Regions from separate parts of the Mus musculus genome. Here region 2 is linked to region 1. Evidence: chromatin loops called from intact Hi-C (ENCODE). Cell type or tissue: left cerebral cortex. All regions are shown on one strand. Links, peaks and the distances in the headings refer to the core of each region. The heading gives the core; the rest is flanking DNA.

Region 1 (10,532 bases), core at 1,379-9,378:
AACTGTTCAGGAGGTAGTTCAGCTGCCTCAGGATTGGTAGAAGTCAAGGAAAGTGGTTCCGGATGCTAGAGAGTGAGCAACAGCCAGCTGCAGAGCTCTGCATGTCATGGTATGTAAAGTTTCTTTCTGGGATAAATTATTGGGAGGAAAGAAAATGACATGACAGGGAAAGATAAAAACAAACAAGAGCCAAGGATTTCCTCTGAAGTAGAGATCAAATATTCACCCCAAATCAAAACAAACCAAATCAAACTAAACCCAAATAAAACAAACCCCTACTCTACAGCAAACAGACAGGGAGAGCTCTATGGTAATTGCACATGCTAAAATGCATGTGCGATAGAATCAGCATCTTATGACAAGTCTGTGTCCGGATCTACATGAGCATCCTCTCTATATGAACTACAAACAAACAAACAAACAATAGGCCAGAGCTAAGCAGGAAGCAATCAGGGTTCACAAAGAGCACGTGAGACTGAAGAAGAGCATGATTTCATGGACAGAGTCTGAAGAACAAAAGAATAACAGGAAGTTAAAATGATGTGAGTCTTCAGTTGGAGGAAATGGGACTCTGGTGTGCTTGACGCAATATGTATAGTTCACACTTACTTAAATCCACCACTCTTCAGATTCACCTTAGATGGCAGCAATAGACCAAGTTTTAACTTTCATCTTAAAAAAATATATATTGCACATACTATGCTTGAGGTATTGGAGAACTTCGAAGGAGTTACATGCTTCAGGTAAAATATACAGGCAATTTGTGCTGCTCAGAACTACTCCACGCTTTAATCATCCAAGTAACAGGTACAATTAAAGGCCTGGCAATCCTCTGTAATCTTACATGTAGAAAAAATCCTTAACTCCCATGCTAGTAATAACCCTTGCTAAAAACCCACCAGCATTAGTGGGTAGAAACTGTAATGAGACGCTTATGCTGTCCCTGGGGCACATTCACATCTGAAGAAGAGCCTCTTCCTGACAAGTAAGGTGATACCTATACTGGACTCTGCACCTCCTTCTATCCCACTTCTAAGTTCAACACATGGCTGTAAAAAAGAAAAAAAAAATCTAGGTGCCCTTTGAAGCAAGGTGCTCTTTGGATACTTGGGAGCCATGCTTCACATTTTTGGTGTCTTTTTTTCTCTTCTTTTCTTTTCTTTTTTTCTTCTCTGAATTTTTAAAGAGATCAGGTACTTTTTCGAGGTCTTGATGAAAAAATACTAACATGTGGCATGAACAAGTTTGGTTCTTAGGAACCTTATCTTTTAGCATCTGCCCTTCTACATATGCATTTGAGACTACGGTTTCTGACACTTGTATATAACATTTCAAGATGGCTACCAGATAATGTTGCTTCTAGAGGAGGCGATAAACAAAAGTGCAGCATGCTTATTTTTTTTTTTGTAACCTTCACAGAAACATGACTTTCATTCTAATTATTAAAGCATGACAAATCAGATAAGGAGTCATTGGTTTAAAATGGTGTGTCTGCGGTTTTCAAGTTTGAATTGCTGAAGTCATGAATGATATTTAGTATTCATTATGAGCCACTGATTTCTTGCTTTATCTCTGTCACTTAGGTAGATTCTTAGGTAGATGCTTTCCCCACTTAAGAATTTCCCTTCTGCCTTCCTAGTAGATCATATCTAGACACTTGGATAGAGGAGATCTGAAAATTATTAGTATGTAGCATAGTGGATTGGTGAAGTTATTCATGTCATATCTGTGTCCAGCCTGTCAATCAAAGGATGCCTTTCTAATACAGTTTCATGATGCTGTTTGCATGTAGACAGAAACCAGAAAAAATAAAGAAAATTAAAAGTATTAAAAAATAAAATGCTTTTGAAGACAGCGTTGGCATTTTTATATTATATGGAAAATTTATAATTGAAATAAGCACTAGAGTGAACTATGGTGTACAATTCTGTAATGCTAGCAATTGAGAGGAGGAATCAGGAAGGCTGTGAGTTCATAACCAGATAAGAGTACATGGAAAGGGCCATTTCCAAAATAATAAAGAAGAGGGGAATGAAAAAGAAAGAAAGAATGGACACTGGGAATGATGGACAGAAAATATGAGCACTCGTTGTAATACATGTTCATAAATCCACACTGACTTGTAAAATACATGCAAGTGCACATGGAACAGTTTGTAGTACACATGTAGGAATATATGTGTATACACAAATGCATATATGCATGTAACAACAATTAGTAAAAAACTGACATGAGTTTGAAAGAGAACAAGAAAGTGTGTCTGGGAGGCTATGCCGTGAGGGAAGGAGAGGAGGAAATGATATAATTATAACATGATTTCAAATATTTTTAATCAATATAAAAATATTTTAATCAAACCAAATATTTGAAAACATGTCCATGAAGTGTGATCATTTCTGCTCTCTTTTCTTCTCAGTATAGCCAATGACTTAGTTGCTTCTTCTAAACAAATTTAGATCATCACTGTGAGCTTGATGCAGCCTGAGTCAAACAGTAGGCTGTGCAGTAATCGTTATGATGCTTCTGAGTCCGAAGGCAGCAAGAAACGAGAGACTACCAGGGCTCAAAGTGAATCAGCTTTCCCAAACTAAGGGTACCTTATGCAAATCACTTGATTCTAAGTTTCTAGGCTGTACTTTACAGTGTCATTTTATTAGTTATTGGAGGAAGAGCCATACAGAATTTACACTGTATGCTAATAAAGCTAATTTGGCAACCTGTATGCTCTTAGTCCTTTGTCCCAGTCTCCTGGAAGCATCTTATATGAACTCTCTACCCCTCTAAGCCCGTTCCTCAAACTATGGGCTTATGGGAAATCTCCGTACTCTTCAAGCTTCTCGGTGCATACTGGTTCCTAACTTCAGTTTCCACACAGATCCTCCAGGTGTTCACTACATATCTGAACGCATCATCAAAAGTCCTCATATTTTCTCCTGCTTTCTTACAAAAGTTCCTTCCATCCTGTATTAATTTGATAAGGTTCAAGGAAAAAACAACAAAAAAAAAAGAAAAGAAAAGAAAAGAAAAAATAAACTGCTCTCTCCCCCAACTAAACTAGGTTTCTGATTATAAATTCTACTATTTCCATCACGTGCTGGCTCAACCTCAGAACACTGTTTTCATTGTTTCTATTCTAGTTGAGCTCAAAGGTCTACGGAATGAAGCAAGGAAGTATGAACATGGCATAAAAGTGCCTCAGAAAGAAGGCTGTAAGAAACCATTGTGAGATCTTGGCTTGAATTTCCCCTCAGTTGATCATGTGACAGCATCATTGCATCTGTAGAGTGATGAGTTTGGTCGGTTTTTTTTTTTTTTTTTTTTTTTTTCCTTTACAATTGCACAAAGTAGTGCTATTTTTAACATTTAGTGAGTTGTTAAGAATATTCACTAAACTAGGAAAACCATATACATTGAAGATGGAAAAGCAGTGGCTTCTTGATTCTGAATTTTCCTGTCTCCCTTCCCTCCAGGGAATTTCGTTTCATTTCTTTTTGTGAAAACAAAGGATTAGTTAGTTAGTTTGTTTGTTTGTTTTGTCTTCTCTTGTAAACCTGAAAGATACTTGTTCCAGCAGCACCTTAGTATCACCCATGTGAAAGGCTAACATTTCCTCATGTTCTTCCAAGGGTGTATGTAATTGCTGCATAATTTCTCTACAGGCCTCACAGTAATATCTACAAGTAGTCACAAAAGCTCCAACTTAGCCACCTGACTATGGATGCCCTGAGTGGAAATGACTTTGGACATGGACAAATCTGTTTTCATTCTATATTCTTAAAGAAAACAGTTCAGTGATGACGACATGTCCTCCGTTGTAAGATGAAGTAACTCTTAGAGTAATCTGGAGTGAGTATATGCCCGTCGAACACACTGGATTCTCTCTCAAGATGAATCATTCCATACAGTATAGATATACTCTGTGTTGGGAAATGAACTCTTTGTCTTTCAGACTCGTTTCCTGACACTTCTCAACAACCTAGATTTTTGACAGGGAAATGAAACAAAATAAGTTGCAAAAGCTGTGTACGACAGGACTGTAGTGGCAGGTCACATGCTTCTCTGTAGACAAAGCTAAAGGCAACATTATTTTGTGGTGCTGGAAGCTAACTTTTAGAAACTATTTTTAAAATTCGCTTTTGATTATAAAGCGAATTTTATTGCAATGCAATAAGGTATGTAAATAGGAGAGAGTTATGCGTTCTTATATTGACTGTCTAAATTGTAATGCTACAATACAAACTTCAAACCCTTGTGAAGAGGCGTAAGTAGGCAAATTCTGTTAATAATTTCATTTATAAATTTGGCTTTTCCCCAAAAGACAGATTTATTTTCATTCAAATTAAATGAAAAATGCTTATTACGTATCTTACTCATTAAAGGAATGGCATCTAACTGTAAATGTTTCTTTTCCAACTAAAAACACCTGCTCTTTGCAAACAAAACACAAACAGATTGTAATTTGTGGTTAAGATAAAAAAAAAACTCAAACTTTGGAATGTTTTTTCCTCTAGAATCCTGACTCCTTTCATCTACTACCTTCTCTAGGAATATTAATTTTTAATGCTATGAAAGCTATGTGTTCTGAATGCTATAAAAAAAACCAACCGTTTCTCCAAAATTCTGGGCAGCTGTGGTCTGGGGTACTCTTCTTCAATCATACCACCATTTAGCTTTGGGATGTGGGCAGAATGAGCAGAAACGATGTGCATATTAATAGACACAGACTTGTTAGTCAGTTCTGCTTCCCTTTTTGTTAAGTTGATCGAGACTGGCATCTCAGAATAGTTGAGAAGAATACAATTGTCCCTGTCCCTCTTATTTTTTTTCACCAGGGTAGCAAGAGAGTTTGACCACCTGCATCTCACTCACCCCCATTGTCATCACAAACACAAAACAAGTGTCTAAATGTCAGTTAACAACAGGACACATATGCTAACAGGTGCAAATGTCATACTGATCGCTTAAATCATGTTGGGGCATATATATATACATAAATATATATATATTCACCACAAGGCTCCCAACAACAATCCATAGCCTATACAACAGAGCTATCACTGTGATTTCAAGTACCAGCTCTTGTGAAGGATCTAAAGTGCCTCTTTCAAGCTAGTGTATATGGTTCCTGGAGGGACAGTTGCATATCAGCTTCGAACTTTACCTACACTATAAAAGCATTTACTCTTAAGTTTTTCATGGTTTAACCAATTTCACTCTTAGAAGTAGGGGGAAAGGGGGAGAAAAGAGATGACTGTTGAAAAACACCATTGTTGACTTTTAAGGGGAGCTACAGTAAAGAGTACTCTTGATCTAATTCGGGTAATATTTATAACTACTATTTCTGTGGTGCCTCTAACAGCTCGGAGAGAATTGGCAATGTGTGAAAGCAGACTGCGTGTTCTTTTTATAAGTACGGGAGTTGGTTTTTTTATTTTTTCCCACCTACATGATTTAATCATATCTGGATCATTTTTCCTCCTGTCATCTGTTATTCTCTGATGCAACAACAAAATCAATCTGTTTTAAAGTCATCTAAGTCCAAGAGAATGAAACACTGCTGAATACCATTGTAATGTTTTCATATTGTTTCCCTTTTATTTGACCAATTCAATGATCTCTCAAATTCAGTTGATTGAATTCAGTCCTATTAACTTCATATATGGCTAATGCTATCAAAATGAGACTATAGCTGCTACTTACTGTTCAATGTCTTCAAAATAGGAAGAAGAGTGAAGACAGGAACTTTTATTGGGCCACAGTCTAATTAAAAGATACAGCTTTGTAATCTGAATAGCTTTTCCACACTCTTTAGGATTGTTCCAAATGCTGATCTAAGCTTTAGATGTTCATTAGTAACTCATTAAAGACTTAGCTACAGTCCAGTGGGTGAGTCTTGAATATGAGGGGCTGAATGTGTGTGCAAATGTGTAGACACATAATTAAGAGAAATTGTCACATTCAGGGATTAGGAATATACAATGTGGTCTTTGAAAAATGCTGTTGAAAGCAAGTGACCCCAGGATGGTGGTGTATTTTAAATTTTGCTTACTTTCCAAGTCATTTGTTTTTCCTTCTAATTCCTAAAGGTATTTTTTAATGAGCTCGTTCTCTCAGGATTAAATGCATAAGGTTGTGTGTCAGACCATTTCTATACATCATTTTATTTCATCCTCAGACTCTAACAGTGTTGTCCTAATTAACCCTTTAACAAATAACAGCACTGTGATTCAAGCTGGTTCAGAAAATGTATCTTAGACACAGTGGAAGCTGAACCAGAGTCTAAAGCTTGAGAGCTTCAGATACCACTCAACAGAACGCTGAACATTGCAACATGAAACCAGCTTGGATTAGTCAATATAAAAGCTTTATTCTGAGGCTTCATGCAAGCTGCATTTTGTAATAGGCTGATATCCTTCATGGTTCCATAATGGAAGGGAGCTAGTCACAGCCAGCCTGTTAGCCATATGTTATCTTTAGCTCTCTCTTTTCTTCCCAAGTAATGGATTTCCTATATGGTAAACACAACAGGCTGAAATCACAAGAGTGCACTGTGCTGCCTTCCACACTGAGGTTCAAATCTCAGTTTTTCTGCTGGATTCCCTCTCTTTGCTTGCTTGTACATCGACAGGTGCAAGGTGGCACAAAAAGACACTAATATACAAGATGTTGCTTTGGTGAGGAAACATAAAACTATGAATTTGCATAACTTTCTTGAGATAAGCTGAAAGATTTCAACAGGTATGATCAGCTGCAGGATCATATGTTAAAGGGTTTACATTCATGGGGCTGTTGGTGCTATATCTTGCTTTCTCTGCTTCTAGCTCCTTGTGTGTCTATGTTCGCTCAGTTTCTCTGTCTTTTTTTCGCTCTGCCATGATATCCTGTCTCACTTGTACCCAAAGCAAATGGATCAAACCAAATTTGAATTGATTCCTCTGAGCTAAAAATAAATCCTTTGTCCTGTATAGTTTATGTCTCAAATAGTAGTCACAGCCCCAGAAACGTGAAGGAATTCAATAGGTTACAAGACATGGTAGAGGGAAAAAAAGTCTATGGAAATAAAATTGTTAACTTAATAGCTATAATTCAACAGTGAAAGAGGTATGGGATGAGGAACAGTCAGAGGGTAGACCTGGAGGGGGATAAAGACTGGACTGTAAAAAAAAAAGATAAAAGAATAAATAAAAAATAAAATTATGGGTAATTAAAATCCTAATTAACAAACGGCAAGATTTTGAAAATCAAGAAGGAAAATCATTTAGTCTCTGGCAAAAGAAGAAACTTCGGGGGACATGGAGATAAACACTCAGTGTCATTTAGCATTTTCCTAGGAAGGAGGAAATGGAAAGCATGTAACAATAAATGTACTATCTCACAGGAGAAGGTTCCTCAGAATAAAACTTCAATTACTGCCGATTTAAAATTTGTCATCACAAGAGTATCCTTAAATGATGAATCTTGTTATGCATCAACCACATAAGTAAAATTGGAGGAGAAAAAAATATGAAGAATTCAAACTACATTAAAAGTGTTATGACTCAATTAGTTCTATCTGAGCAAAAAATCTCAGTATAGTCAATCTAAAAAACACACTAAACTTGTGTCTTGCATAATACAAATACCATGTGCTCTCTTATTTAAATTATGTCTATTAAACACTTATAACTTAATGCTAGAAAAAAACCAGCTTATCATTAAGAAATCAATAACTATTTTTTGCAACAAGCATATGAGAAACAGTTGCATATCATAATGGCTGTGACTTCCCCAGATGCGTTAACTAAGAATTGTGCAAAACCTACAGACAGGAAAACCCATATTAACCCTGAAAACATAGACCTGTTATCATCCTTTGTTAAGGAGTACTATGGTCCTTCAAAATGCTAGACAGAAGTATCAGATGGCTCATTATTTCCATTCTTACATAGATGCCAGAGAGAAATGAAAAGACACCCAAACCAAGCACGCTACAGGCAGCATGATAGTAAGCAGCCAAGGAAGGGAAAGAATTTACATCCCCACCAGCTGACATGTACACTGTAATGTATGCCTCCAGTGGATTGTTATTATGAAATAAAATAATTAAGTAATTACACATGTTAAATATGAGTAACTTGGAAGGGGCCAAGGGGGAAAGCAATCACAAAAGACATGAATTATCATGAGCAATTTATATGAAGAGTCTGAGAAAGATTAACCCATTGGGAGAGAAAATAGATATTCTGGCTTCCAAGAGTCAAAAATTAAGAGTCACAGGGATGACTTTATCAGGCAAGGTCTTCTTTTTGAAGTACTTATGATAACAAGAAAAAAAATCAACTGTGACAACTGAGCTATCATTTAAATATGAATACTGAACATTAAGTTAGTTCTACAGTATATGAAATATACTCAATAAAAACATATAGCATCATGTTATGTGTTTTTGAAAGAGATTATGATATTAACTATGTTGGAGTTTTAAAAAGTACATTCTTTTTCATGAACTGATGTCTTACTCCTTTAGCATAAAAGCACTCACTGATGAGTGGATATCAGCCCAGAAGCTTGGAGTACCCAAGATACAATTTGCAAACCATATGAAACTCAAGAAGAAGGAAGAGCAAAGTGTGGATACTTGGATCCTTCTTAGAAGGAGGAACAAAATACCCATGGAAGGAGTTACAGAGACAGTGCAGAGCAGAGACTGAAGGAATGATAATCCAGAGACTGCCCCACCTAGGGATCCATCCCATAAACAACCACCAAACCTAGACACTATTGTGGATGCCAACAAGTGCTTGCTGATAGGAGCCTGATATAGCTGTCTCCTGAGAGGCTCTGCTAGTGCCTGACAAATACAGAAGTGAATGCTCTCAGCCAACCATTGGACTGAGCACAGTTTACCCAACAAAGGAGCTAGAGAAAGTACCCAAGAAGCTGAAGGGGTTTGCAGCTCCATAGGAGGAACAACAATATGAACTAACCAGTACCCCCAGAGCACCCTGGAACTAAACCCATGGCTCTATCTGTATATGTAGCAGGAGAGGGCCTAGTTGGTCATCACTGGGAGGAGAGGCGCTTTGTCCTGTGAAGGTTCTATATCCCAGTATAAGGGACTGCCAGGGCCAGGAAGCAGGAGTGGGTATGTTGGTGAGCATGGGGAAGGGCAAGAGGATAGGGGGTTTTTGAAGGGAAACCAGGAAAGGGGATAACATTTGAAATATAAATAAAGATAATAACTAATGAAAAATTTTTAAAAATTATAACTATGACTCTGAGACTGAAAATTTCTTTCATAGAAATGGGAGTAGTAGTTAGGACCCACTAACTCTAAGCATATCCATTCTGACTGGCCATCAGATCCCTTCCTTACAAGACTTCTCCTCTCTGCCACTGGACTGTTTCAACAAGCACTTCCACAACACTGCTTTGGAACTGTTGTGTCACCCAATGGGGTCTTTCCATAATAGTGAGTAGTTTTTACCCTCAAGACCCTCCAGAAAATTCTTGGAATGCTTAAAAGGAGGGAAATGGCTCAGGCAGCAGACAAGATACTATTGTGGGCATGGAAACCTGAGCAGATTCTCACAATCCAAGAGGTGATGATTGTGCTGGTCTGCATTTTTATCTTAGCTCTATGCAGATGGAGACACATGGGACTTTGAGGTGTCAGCTCAGCCCACATGGCAAGCCCCTTGGCAGTTAGAGACCCTATCTAAAAATGGAGTAAATACAACAAGCAAATACACTACAGCAGAGGCAACCACTCACACTTGAAGACACCCACATGTGAGGGCATTCTTTAAAAGAATTCTTTAGTTAGGGGTGCAGTACATCCACAGCCGGATTCAACCAACGCGTTTGTTTTATTTTTGGTTTTGTTTTAATGGGAATAAAGTGAGATAACTCAAAGATACCTTATTTTAGGAAATTTATATTAAATAACTAAGAAAAACATTGTGCCTGTAGTTCTCAATTTGAACCTCATTTGATCAGTCTCTTCTTAGGTATGCAATTTTCTAGGTGCCTATTCATAACTTTATGAGTCAAAGTTAATCTGTAGCTCAGTTTTATGGGTCTGAGGTTTACAACTTATAAACCTGCTGACTCTGAAGATTCTATTTTAACTACTCCATATTCTGCCTATAAAGATACTTTGTGTACAGTCTGGCAAATACATTACTATTTGTCTTTTGTGTTTATTAATTTATTCTTTCTTTAAAAGTTTACACATCTAACATAATTTGTGCTGTGTTTATAACCAAATATGCTCATATAAGACTTTATATAAAATTAAGCTTACATAATCTATTATATGAAAAAAATCTAAGTACATTGATTGGAAATATTTAATGATTTTGACAACCTCAAGCTTTTCTTCACATGTCTCCAAAAGAATTCAAGAATTTTTTTCATTTGGGTTACTGAATTTTACTATCCTGAAAGTTCTTCAATAACAAGTTGTTTTTTTCCCTGTATACATATGCATGTGTGTATATGTTTTATAAAAATAGTAAGGACTCCCATTAATTCTGAAGAAAACTTACTAT
Region 2 (10,532 bases), core at 834-8,833, 300 kb after region 1:
AGTACAAAGGAATGGCATGCAAATGCTCTTGACATATTCACCTTTGCTTAAAGACAGCGCAACCAGTTGACAGAGGCAGGCCTAATGACATCAGGACCTGTGGAATGTATGACTGCTAGGAAACGGAACACATGCAGCTAGGAAACAGAACAGATCTGACGGGATCTTCTAGGATAAAGACTGTACATCACTGCCGTGAGAGCTGCCAAAAGTGGAGAGGAAGTAGTCTACAATCCTCAGACATGGTTCCACGTAAAGAAACTTTCACACAACACCCCCCCCCCCCCTGGCCGCAAGAAAGATCAGAAGGAAAAAAAAACATAGGAATCAAGATTCTATAATTCTAAGTGGTTTTAGAAGGGTCGTGGTCACGTATACTGTCTTCTATAAATATCTTTATCTCCTATAAATGTCTTAGAAAATATAATTTAATCAAAATTAGGCATGAGTGAATAATTCATTATACTGTACTTGTCCTTTGTGGTCAGAACCTTTAAAACTTACACTTAAATCAAAGTGTTTTCTTTCTTTTAAAGTAAACTAGAACCTAGCCATTTTGCACAGACATCAAAGTAGTCAGAAGTAATAGACGACTCAGTAGTGCAAAGTATTTTACTTATTGCATTTCAAAAAAAAAAGAGTTATCTTTCAAGCCTAAGTTTATTAAGAAGTGTTTATCTCTGCACATCTGTTACCCGTCCCTTCACTACTTAAAGGGAGAAAAACACAAAGCAAAACAGAAGAGAACTCGAAGCTAACAGGAAATTCAGCATAAACATCCTCCTGTTTCCTACACAAATGATCTGGTATCCTCTTTTGCGTGAGGCTGGAAAACAACGGGCAATTCTACATGTAATGTGCATACAGGTAAATTGGGCGCGAGAACTGCTGATCACTGAGTACATTATAGACTGAAAAATGAATTAGGGAGCTGCCTGACCTCTGTTATCTCATAGACAAATGCAGCTGACTGTCCAAATGCAAAAGCAAAAAAAAAAAAATTACTATAGTGGTTCCTTGCAGATTCTACGACACCATTCTCTAACTAGCGAAGACAGACCATATGACTCTAAAATTAGCAGACCTCCTATTTACTTCGGAGCAAAACACAGAAGGCATTTTTTCCCTTCCTGCCAGAATCTATGTGTCTCCTCATTTCCCCGGCAGCTGGCTGCAAGGATGTAAAATCAGAGGTGCAAGCAGCCTTACACTTCCTAATGAGTAAGCCACCCAGGAAAGTAAGCACAACAGCCACCAGCAGGTTCGGCTCTGAGGGAGACAGTGGCAAAGATGCTTACACTGTTGTTTACAATGTTCTCTAACTACTGCAGTCTGGGGCCATGGGAGCCTCAGGGAGGAGACACTCGGGAGGTGGCTCCCAAGCCTCCGGTTCTCCCAACTGCTCTCTCACTGGCTATCGATAAAAGCAACACACGTTTCTGTTCGGGCGAGGAATGTGGCCAGATCATTCCGGAGACCAAGGATTCTGTGGGGGCTATACTTGATTACCGCAAATCTGCGAGAGGCGACTGCTCTAGCAGGTCTAATCAAGGCCAATCTGGGATACGGTGGAGCGCTGCACCAGCAACTCCAAACATTGCACGCATCTCTAGGGGAGAGGGAACCTGCCGCCAGGCTTCCTCGCAACCCCACCGGGGGCCCTCTGGGCCTTCTCAAACCAGCTTTTCCAGCTAAGCAGATCCCAAGCGATTTCTATGAACAAGCTTGACCTAAGTAGCTTCAGCTCTCCTATCCCTGCACAGGTCTGCCCGCCACCCTAAGCGCACAGGATCCTAGACACACAGATACCACGCACGCCGACCACTGGTCAACTACCCTTCCAAACAGTGGGCTGCATTGCTGGATATCCCGCATGCCCAGCAGCCTCCTCTGGGCTAGAACCAGAGGCTGTCCAGTGCTGGTCCTCGCGCTCCACTTGAGCCCAGAGACTGCCCATCTCCCAAGAGAAGCACCCAGGTGCAAGCTCGCCTACCTGTAACCCGCCACCAGGGCCACCACTGCTCTGCCCACCGCACCCCGGCGCCGCGGACGCCCGACCCATTGAACATCCTCTCCACACTGGGTGCTCACTCCTGGCACAGCTCAACCCCGTGACACTCACGAAACTGACCAGCTTTCTCTAGCTAAATCGCTCAACAAAGCCTAGGCACTCAGGTCGAAATCAAACTGCCCGGCTGGAAGATACTCAAGAGAGATTTTTGGAGGCAACCCGATTCCACTTCTCAGGGGCGCGACCTGGGCAATCTCAGCCACCTTGGATGTTCCAAGGCAGGCGTCTAGGGAGGATCAACCAGGCTCACCACCACACATTCGCCATCACCCCGAACTGCGCTCCTCACCCGGTCCCTGTTCGTCCTCCAACCCGTTCCCACGTCCAGTGTTGCTCCAGACTAGCGGAGAAAAGGCGCCCCCTTGGCTGCTTTCTGCCCCTACTAAAGGACGGCATTGGGGTGACAGGGCAGGGAAAATGCGCGGGGTGGGATTCGTTCTTGTCACCCGGCGTGTGCGACTGACAGTGCGCTGGTTCTCTTCTCCTCTATATCTCCCTCTGGCACCTAATCGCCCAGTAGCTGATAAAACCTCGAACCCATGCCAAACCCCAGCGCCCACCAGCCAGGAGGCTCCCTTCCCGCCCCGCATCACGATCAGATGAGTGTGCGCATGAGGGCGAGTGTGCGAAGGCGAATGTGTGAGTGGAAGGGTGAGTGTACGTGAACCCCGCACCCCCTCGGTTGCCAGCCCATCGGATGCCGCCGCCTGCGCCCGACCAGGGCGACCACAATTATGAAGAGTGCAAAGAATAAATTACCTTTCGTAACCGCCGGTCCCTGAGATGGTCCCATCAGTTGCTCAACAACCTGCAACCCGGTGCAGTTTTCCACAATCCATCCATTGAGCCCCGGGGCACACACACACACAAAAAAAGAAGAAATAAAAAAAGAAGAAGAAAGAAAAAGAAAACAGAAAAAAGATGGACCTGTCCCACTGTAGACACCCCAGTCACACCAAGCAACGACTGATCAAACCGCAGAGACGACAGGAGGGTGGAGACCCCAGTCAAAGAAACAACAAAAAGTGTCTCTTTTCCTTTCTTCTTCTACACAGCCATGGAGAAAGGGGAAGCCGGGAAAGCCAATGCTAGTCTTCCTTTACGTTTCCTCGCTTCACACGCCCCAGGGGGGCAAAAGCGGAGCAAAGAGAAGGAGGGTTCAAATGTCTCTCTCAGGGCACAGTTGCACAACTTCGGAGTCAGGCTGTGTCTCTCGCTGCAGCCGGTGGACCCAAGCGGGAGCTATTAACATGCGGCAGTCATAACCAGAGCTGCTTTCCCTCCTCCTGCAGCCGCCGCCGCCGCCGCCGCCGCAAGAAAAGCAGCTGCTGAGGAGACCAAAAATCTTCCACCATCCCCCCCCCCGCAGCCGATCTTTATATCCAGTTCTCCCACCCCACCCCCCTTCTCTTTCTTTTTCTTCTTCTTCCTCGTCCTCCCCTTTCCGCCTCCGAGCGAGAGGGAGGGGATAGGTAGGGGCAGCGGCGAGGACCAGTAGTGGCTTCTCCGCCCAGTCCTCCTCGCCGTCCTCCTCCTGCTGCCCCCGAGGTGCTCCGGCAGCAGAGGGTCCGCTCTGCCGCCCGCAACCCGCTCCGAGAGCCCAGGCGCGAGCCGCGCAAACTCCTTGCCGGGTGCACGGCGTGGACGCGCGGGCAGAGCGGGCGCCGGGTCGCCGAGGGTTGCGTGCCTGCCGCGGGGGGCGAGCCCCGAGCTCCGGTGGTCGCCTATCAGCTCGCCGGCCAGGCCGGGTAGCTTCGGGCATGCGGGAGCTTCATCGCCCGGCCCGGGGTCTGAGCCGATGCCGTCACCGCCAACCTCCTCCTCGGCCGCCGGCTTCGGTCCTCTTTTTTTTTTTTTTTTAATTTTATTTAATTTTATTTTTTTCTCTTCTGGACTCCCCACCGGAGCCACTGAGGCTCGGGGCGCCCTCCAGACACGCACACGCTCTTCCCCTCGCGCGCACACACAGGGGCGAGCTCCTGCCCCAGCACACCGTGCAGCCCGCGCGCGCACACCCGGAGGGAGAAGACTGAGGCCAACGAAATAAATAAATAAATAAAAGAGAGAGCGAGAAGAAAGAAAGGGGAGGGGGGGGGGCGAGTCACAGGCGGTGGCGGCGGCAGCAGCAGCAGTAGCAGCTGCGGGAGCGGAGGCAGCGCGCAGTCCGCGAGATGCCAGCAGCGGCGGCGGCGGCAGCGGTGGCGGCGTCGCCCTCCTGGCCCGGCCGTGCCATCTGCATCCCCGCTCCTGGGAACTGGAGCGAGCGCTGCGGGCCGAGCGGGCGGAGGGGGCGGTCGCGCCCGCAGACAGGCAGCGTGAGCGCAGCGGCCAACGCAGCCGAGGCCCGAGTGAGCCTCTGGCGGGGTGACGGGGCGAGAGAGCTCCCAGGACCAGGGAGGGGGGCTCCAAGGCCGGGAAAGGGGCGGCCGGCAAAACCCGGATCTGGAGTCCGCGAGGGCTCCGCGGGCGCGGGCTCCACCTAGCCGCTCCGCAGAATCTTGGAGGTGGGAACCGTGGGGCGGCTAAGGGAGGCTTCCCTTGCAGGGTTTGTCAGACAAAGGGTATCTCTCTCCTGGATAGGAGCATCTCTCTCTCTCTCTCTCTCTCTCTCTCTCTCTCTCTCTCTCTCTCTCTCTCTCTCTCTCTCTCTCTCTTCTCTGCTCTCCATTTCCACTCATCTCTAGCCCCCCCCCCTCTCTCCACTCAATCTCTTCACTCTCCCTTCCTCCCTCCCGTTCTCCTCCTCCCCCACTCTTCTGCTCTAGGTGAATGAGGTACCAGGCTGGGAGTTCTGCCAGTGTCTTTTTTTTTTTTTTCAGGTGCAGATTACTCCACGTGTTCTTTATGCGGGTGCTGACTTCTAAAGCATTGCCTGCTTTGAGTCCATTTTATGTTTCTTGAAACTTACCTCAATGTACAAGTTCATTGCAAAATTGAAAGCACACCTTTCTACGAAAAGATAGGACCTAGAGACTCAATGATTTTGATTTCACTACAATAAAAATTACCATGAAGGATATAGAAAACTGTCTTGGTTCTATCTCCATGCCTTCTGCTGTGATAAAGTTTGCCCACGTGACCTTCATCAACTAATTGTACCTCTTTGGGATGCTTTTGTAAATGAAATTGTTAAAAAATGTCTTTCTTTCTTCCTTCCTTCCTCCCCCCCTCCCCCCCCCCGCTTCTCTCCTATAACATTTTATCGCTTCAAGGACTGTGGATGTAGTTTCTATATAAGCATAGTCTAGTGACTAGGATTTATTGTATGAAACCAACAGGTACATCACATTCCTATTCAGGTCTCCCAAGTTGAATGAGGCTGTATAGTGAGGCAGTATAGTGTCATAATGATCTCCTGGCCTGTGGGAATTTGCAAGTTGGAAACTACAACCCCAGCAGATCTGTAAAGCTAACCATCATCGTAATTATCTGATCATCCCTGACACAAGAATGAATTTCTTTCATTCTTCAAAGCTCAACTCACATGCCAGATTTTCTTTTTTTTCTTTTTATTTTTTTATTACGTATTTTCCTCAATTACATTTCCAATGCTATCCCAAAAGTCCCCCCTACCCTCCCCCCCCACCAGATTTTCTAAAGAACCCCTTTCTTAGCTATCCCAAGGTGAGAAAAAGCCTTTGTAACATATGGTATATGCTACACACACCATAGCCATTATCTTCTCTGCTACAGTTTGGATCCTAAGTATCCACCAAAGGACTTTATGTTAAAGGCTGGTCTCCAGCTACTGATGATTTTGTGGGGTAGTAGAATTTTTAAGAGGTTGGCTTGCTCTAAGGATGTTAGAACCTTGAAGATGGAACCTTGTAGAGGATCCAGGGACCTTCCCACCAAGTACCCTGTATCCCAGTCACGGAGGTGAACAGCTTTGTTTTGTTATACAATCAGAGGTATTGTTTTGTATCGTAAATATCAAAACAACAAAGACAATTAGGCTTAGACTGAGGCCTCCAAAACTGTAAGCCAAAATGAACGTTCCCTCCCATGAGGTTACTTTTATAGGCATGCTGTCATGGGGAACGAAAATGTGACTAAGCAGCTAACTAGCTCACACAGCACTGTGATGGTACCTCTACCACAATGCCTATGTTGTCCTGCTTATTTTGGTCTCTTTTCAAATAATTAGCTGCATGTCACTATATCTTCTCAGATTATAAGAGCTCTCTTAAAGGTAAGTTCCAAGCTATATTGGGAAAGAATATACTATATATTATATGCTCTTTGTGTATCTAGTAATTCATTTGGGAGTGGGGGAAATAGAAAGTCAAAGAGATTTAATGGCTGAGTTCTGACCAAGTAGATTTTCATAGGCTCAAGTATGGCTGCTTTTATTCCCTTAATACAGGACATTTATAAGCGCCCTTGGATACGTAAATACAAATTGACATCTGGACTCACTTGTGACTTAAACAAGGGCTTCACCAAGACTAGACTAGCAAACTGTGACAAGAGACTCTTAGTTGTAAAGGAAGCAAGATGGAAACAACTCAGTTCCTATTTACCATATGCTTAGTGAATTTATTTAGAAAAATAATAGAATATTTTTAAGTGTATAAGGTATGAAGTAAATCAAAGATATTACATACTATTAGTGATGGCAGCAGGAAGACAAATATAAATAATTTATAGCTATAGCTAAGGAGTCTATAAGTAAAAATGTTACTTATAGACTCCTTAGCTAGCCAATGTGGACATGGACCAAAAATAAAGAATTTCAAAGATCCTACTTAGTGATGGGGGAAAAGGTAATAAAAACAGCTTATTTTTTTTTAAACACAGTGCAAGTAGGAGTATTGATTGCATGTGTAGTTTAGCTGTGTGTCAAATTACACTGTTTCCAGAAGTTATCCATATTTTAAACTCAACCTCTGTATTTTCAAGTCACTTTTGATATGATGAGCATAGTCTTCTACGTTTGATTAAACCTCTCTCTCCAGGTAGTAAATCTGTGATTCTTGCTGATATATTCTCAGGTGAGTCCTCTATGAGAGCAAAGTAAGTTCTGTGCATTTTCATCTACCCAATTATACTGGACTTCTTCATGTTAGAGAAAAGACAAAAGCAGATTACTTAAAGCACAGACCCTCGATACAAAGTAGCTCCAGGAATACTTGGATGGTGTTTTGGGGTTGTTTACTCCAGGATACTAGAAAGAGTTGGCACACCTGATATTTAATCTGAGGCAAATCAATAGTAACCAGATGGAAAGAAATTCAAATTTTAAAACCGAGAATACTAATTAATTGGGAAAAGAAAACATTAAAACATAATAACTTTTAAACTTTCCTGACCCAAGGATTCTTTGCAAATCAGTAAGTACAATAAAGTGTTGAACATCATTCATGAGATTCCAATCTCATTTAAAACACTGAAAAATTGGGTGTGCAGAATAGATAGAAATAGTAGATAAACATTAGTAAATAGCTTCTGCCAACAAAAATGCAACTTACAAAAATGTACACCATGAAGAAATTGTGTGACAAAATTTCTTGGGGAGACAAAACACACACACACACACACACACACACACACACACACATCTACTCACCTAAAAAAGGGAGCCCACTGATAGAATAAAGTAAGAACTGCAACAGTACCCACTTTGGTGACTCCATGAGGTTTTATCTAAGGTTTCTGACAGGAGTATGCACAAGAGTTTACTTAGGGAAGGAGCTGGGGTGAGTCCAAAGCAACTGTATCACTGGAAAGCCTACCGGACATGGAAACCTGGAGCTCTCTAAGCAGTTTGCAGGCATTTTTTTTTTAAATATGGGGGGGATTTAGAATTTTCTTCATTTACATTTCAAATGCTATCCCCTTTCCTAGTTTCCTCTCTGAAAATCCCCATTATCTTCCCCCACCCCTGCCCTGTTCCCCAAATCACCCACTCCTACTTCCTGGCCCTGGCATTCCCCTGTACTGGGGCATATAATCTACACAAGACCAAGGGCCTCTCCTCCCATTGATGGCTGACTAGGCCATCCTCTGCTACATATGCATCTAGAGACAAGAGCTCTGGGGGTACTGGTTAGTTCATATTGTTGTTCCACCTATAGGGTTGCAGACCCCTTTAGCTCCTTGGGTACTTTCTCTAGCTCCTTCATTGGGGGCTCAGTATTCCATCCAATAGATGACTGTGAGCATCCACTTCTGTATTTGCCAGGCACTGGCATGGCCTCACAAGACATCAGCTTGCAGGCTTATACAGAGCATCTCTCTCTTTCTCTCTCTCTCTCTCTCTCTCTCTCTCTCTCTCTCTCTCTCTCTCTCTCTCTCTCTCTCTCTCTCTCTCTCTCTCCCTTGTCTGGTCTGGACAGGCTCCACCCTCAGCTGTTTTTACTCTTGGTAGGGGTCCTCAAACACCTAAGAAACTTCCAAGTTTTTGTTTTGACACATATGAGCTTGTGTTTATCTCCGGTTCAGCCACGTTCAGTTTTCAACCTCAGTTGAAGATCCTCCTCTCTCACTGGAACAAATGTTTCAATTTGGAGAGGAAGTTGCCATTTGGAGGAGAATGTGAAACAATGGAGGTTTAGCATGTTCCAGTTTTGCTCATTAAAAAAAACATCAAAACAACAAAGGCAACACCAACGACAATAAAACCTTACAATAGCAGCAGTGTCTCAGAACCTTCAGTCTTGGTTCCCAGGGACAGTTCCAGAGAGTAGGTCTACAGTGTAGATGCAGAGAAGGAAGGAAGGAAGGAAGGAAGGAAGGAAGGAAGGAGGGAGGGAGGCAGGGAGGGAGGGGACACCTGGCCTTAAAAACTTTTCCCTGAAACTGAACATTTCTTGTCCTGTTCATTATATCCTCAGATGGGAAATGCAGAGTGTTCCAGGCTATCCCCTGTCCAGCTGAAAGTCAGGACCCTTTCAGTCCTTAGCTCTTTCTCAGCCCATGAGTTAATATCTTTCACCACCCTTGGGTAGACTTAACACCTTTTAATCTTCTAGTAGCCAAGAAAAGAGATAATGCAGTCAGGAGATGATACCTCCTTCATGTAAAATGACCTTCTTCTTCCAAAGTATGTAAGCACTTACAGGGTTTCAAATTATTGAGCTTTCCCCATCAGGGACAGTCCTCTAATATCCAATCAAGAATCTGCAGACAGCTACATTTTAAATGCTGTGAGGCCTAAACACACTGACAAATCAAGGTAATCAGAGTGGAATCACATCTGCAGAGCTGCCAGACTGCTAGCATGCAGTGAATGATGAGAAGTCTAAGGATTTGGGGTGCACAAGAATAAAGACTTAGCTGTAGATCATGCCATGGGGCTTATCAGAACATGTTTTATTGCCATGTGAGAGAAATGAACTAATCTAGGGAGGTATCCAATGATCACCTTTTAGAAGTTTTCTTACAGTAGGACCTTTTTGGTTTTGTTTTGTTTTTTTAACTTTAAATGAAATTTTATTGCACATAAGTGACAAAATTGGAGACTCCTTTCACCATAAAAATGTACACAGTTCTTCCTCCTTTCCACAGAAAGACTCCTTTTGAACAACTCATCTGGTAACAACATGGACTATGACAGAACATTAAAAATGTGTCAGTGATTTAAGGTGGAGGCAGAGCACTGGTATATGACTCTTGCATCCAGTATCAAGAAAGCACAAATGTCTTTACTCAAAAATACAAACTAAATTCTATGTAGGCATTGGTGGTAACAACAGTAATCTGCTATATATTGAGTGAGATGTAACTGGTGTATATAGTGATCAGGCAGCCTTCTCTTCAGGCATTTATTTCAAGAGATGCTTGTGAAGTTGCCTGTGAGGAACCTACCTTGAGCTTCCTGTCACAGTGCATTGATAAGGACCAAGAGCTATTCTCAAAGTCATAGTACGCCACACCTTATACCCACTCCCTTCCACCCATTGCATCCATTCTAGACTCTTCTCTAGAGATTTCTATCACTAGTGTTTTGCTATAGTTAACATGGCAACCAGTCCAGCAACATCCAGTTAAGCAGTTCTAGCTACCTTTGTTGAACCAATGGCTCCCTTTTCCACCATGTTCACAATACCTCAGAGCATAGCACCATGACCAACACTGAGATATTTTGCAGAAATTTCTCAACAATCAAAAATCCTTTAAGACATGCATTCTTTGCAATGGTATATGCAGGAACTTTGAATGCTCCTTGAATAATCTGTAAACCAATTTTCTGATCTTCATTAGTTGGAACTAATGAGTTCAAGGCTGGGATGGACAAAAGCAGTGAAAGCCCCTCTGAGGGCAACAACTTCTACTGCAGCTCCCATAGTGTTGGAGACTACTTCAACTCTTTCTTCTCCTTCACTATACATCACTTCTTCTTCAGGCCTTCAGCACAGCTACCTCCTCCTGATGGTTTAGTTAAGCACTAAGCACTCATTTAGGTTTCCCTGTTCATATTCACTGGTTGTGGTGTTGAACTGCTGGGCCAGGGGAGCAA

Evidence for each region. A loop is a pair of places that touch in the nucleus more often than their neighbours do. Peaks named below come from ENCODE experiments on the same cell type or tissue, not always from the same donor. Only the 100,000 strongest peaks of a DNase experiment are listed, where the experiment ranks them.
Region 2: it touches region 1 in a loop (4-fold over the local background); 2 of 42 quality-filtered maps call a loop at or near these places.

The regions. Positions count from the first base shown.
Region 1 is chr5:81,317,134-81,327,665 of GRCm38, reverse strand. All of the region lies in intron 4 of Adgrl3 (adhesion G protein-coupled receptor L3), which reads right to left. Among named protein-coding and RNA genes, the nearest start is that of Adgrl3, 300 kb to the right of the region's middle. In left cerebral cortex, for the core only: no CTCF peak of the experiment used is centred there; a DNase peak (open chromatin) is centred at 5,371.
Region 2 is chr5:81,013,644-81,024,175 of GRCm38, reverse strand. It overlaps Adgrl3 (adhesion G protein-coupled receptor L3), which reads right to left and starts at 3,424. Exons shown (of 27, transcript NM_001359828.1): 1 at 2,831-3,424. It also overlaps the pseudogene Gm18634. In left cerebral cortex, for the core only: no CTCF peak of the experiment used is centred there; DNase peaks (open chromatin) are centred at 2,670, 3,396, 4,421, 4,836 and 3 more places; H3K4me3 peaks cover 3,868 bases; H3K27ac peaks cover 3,833 bases.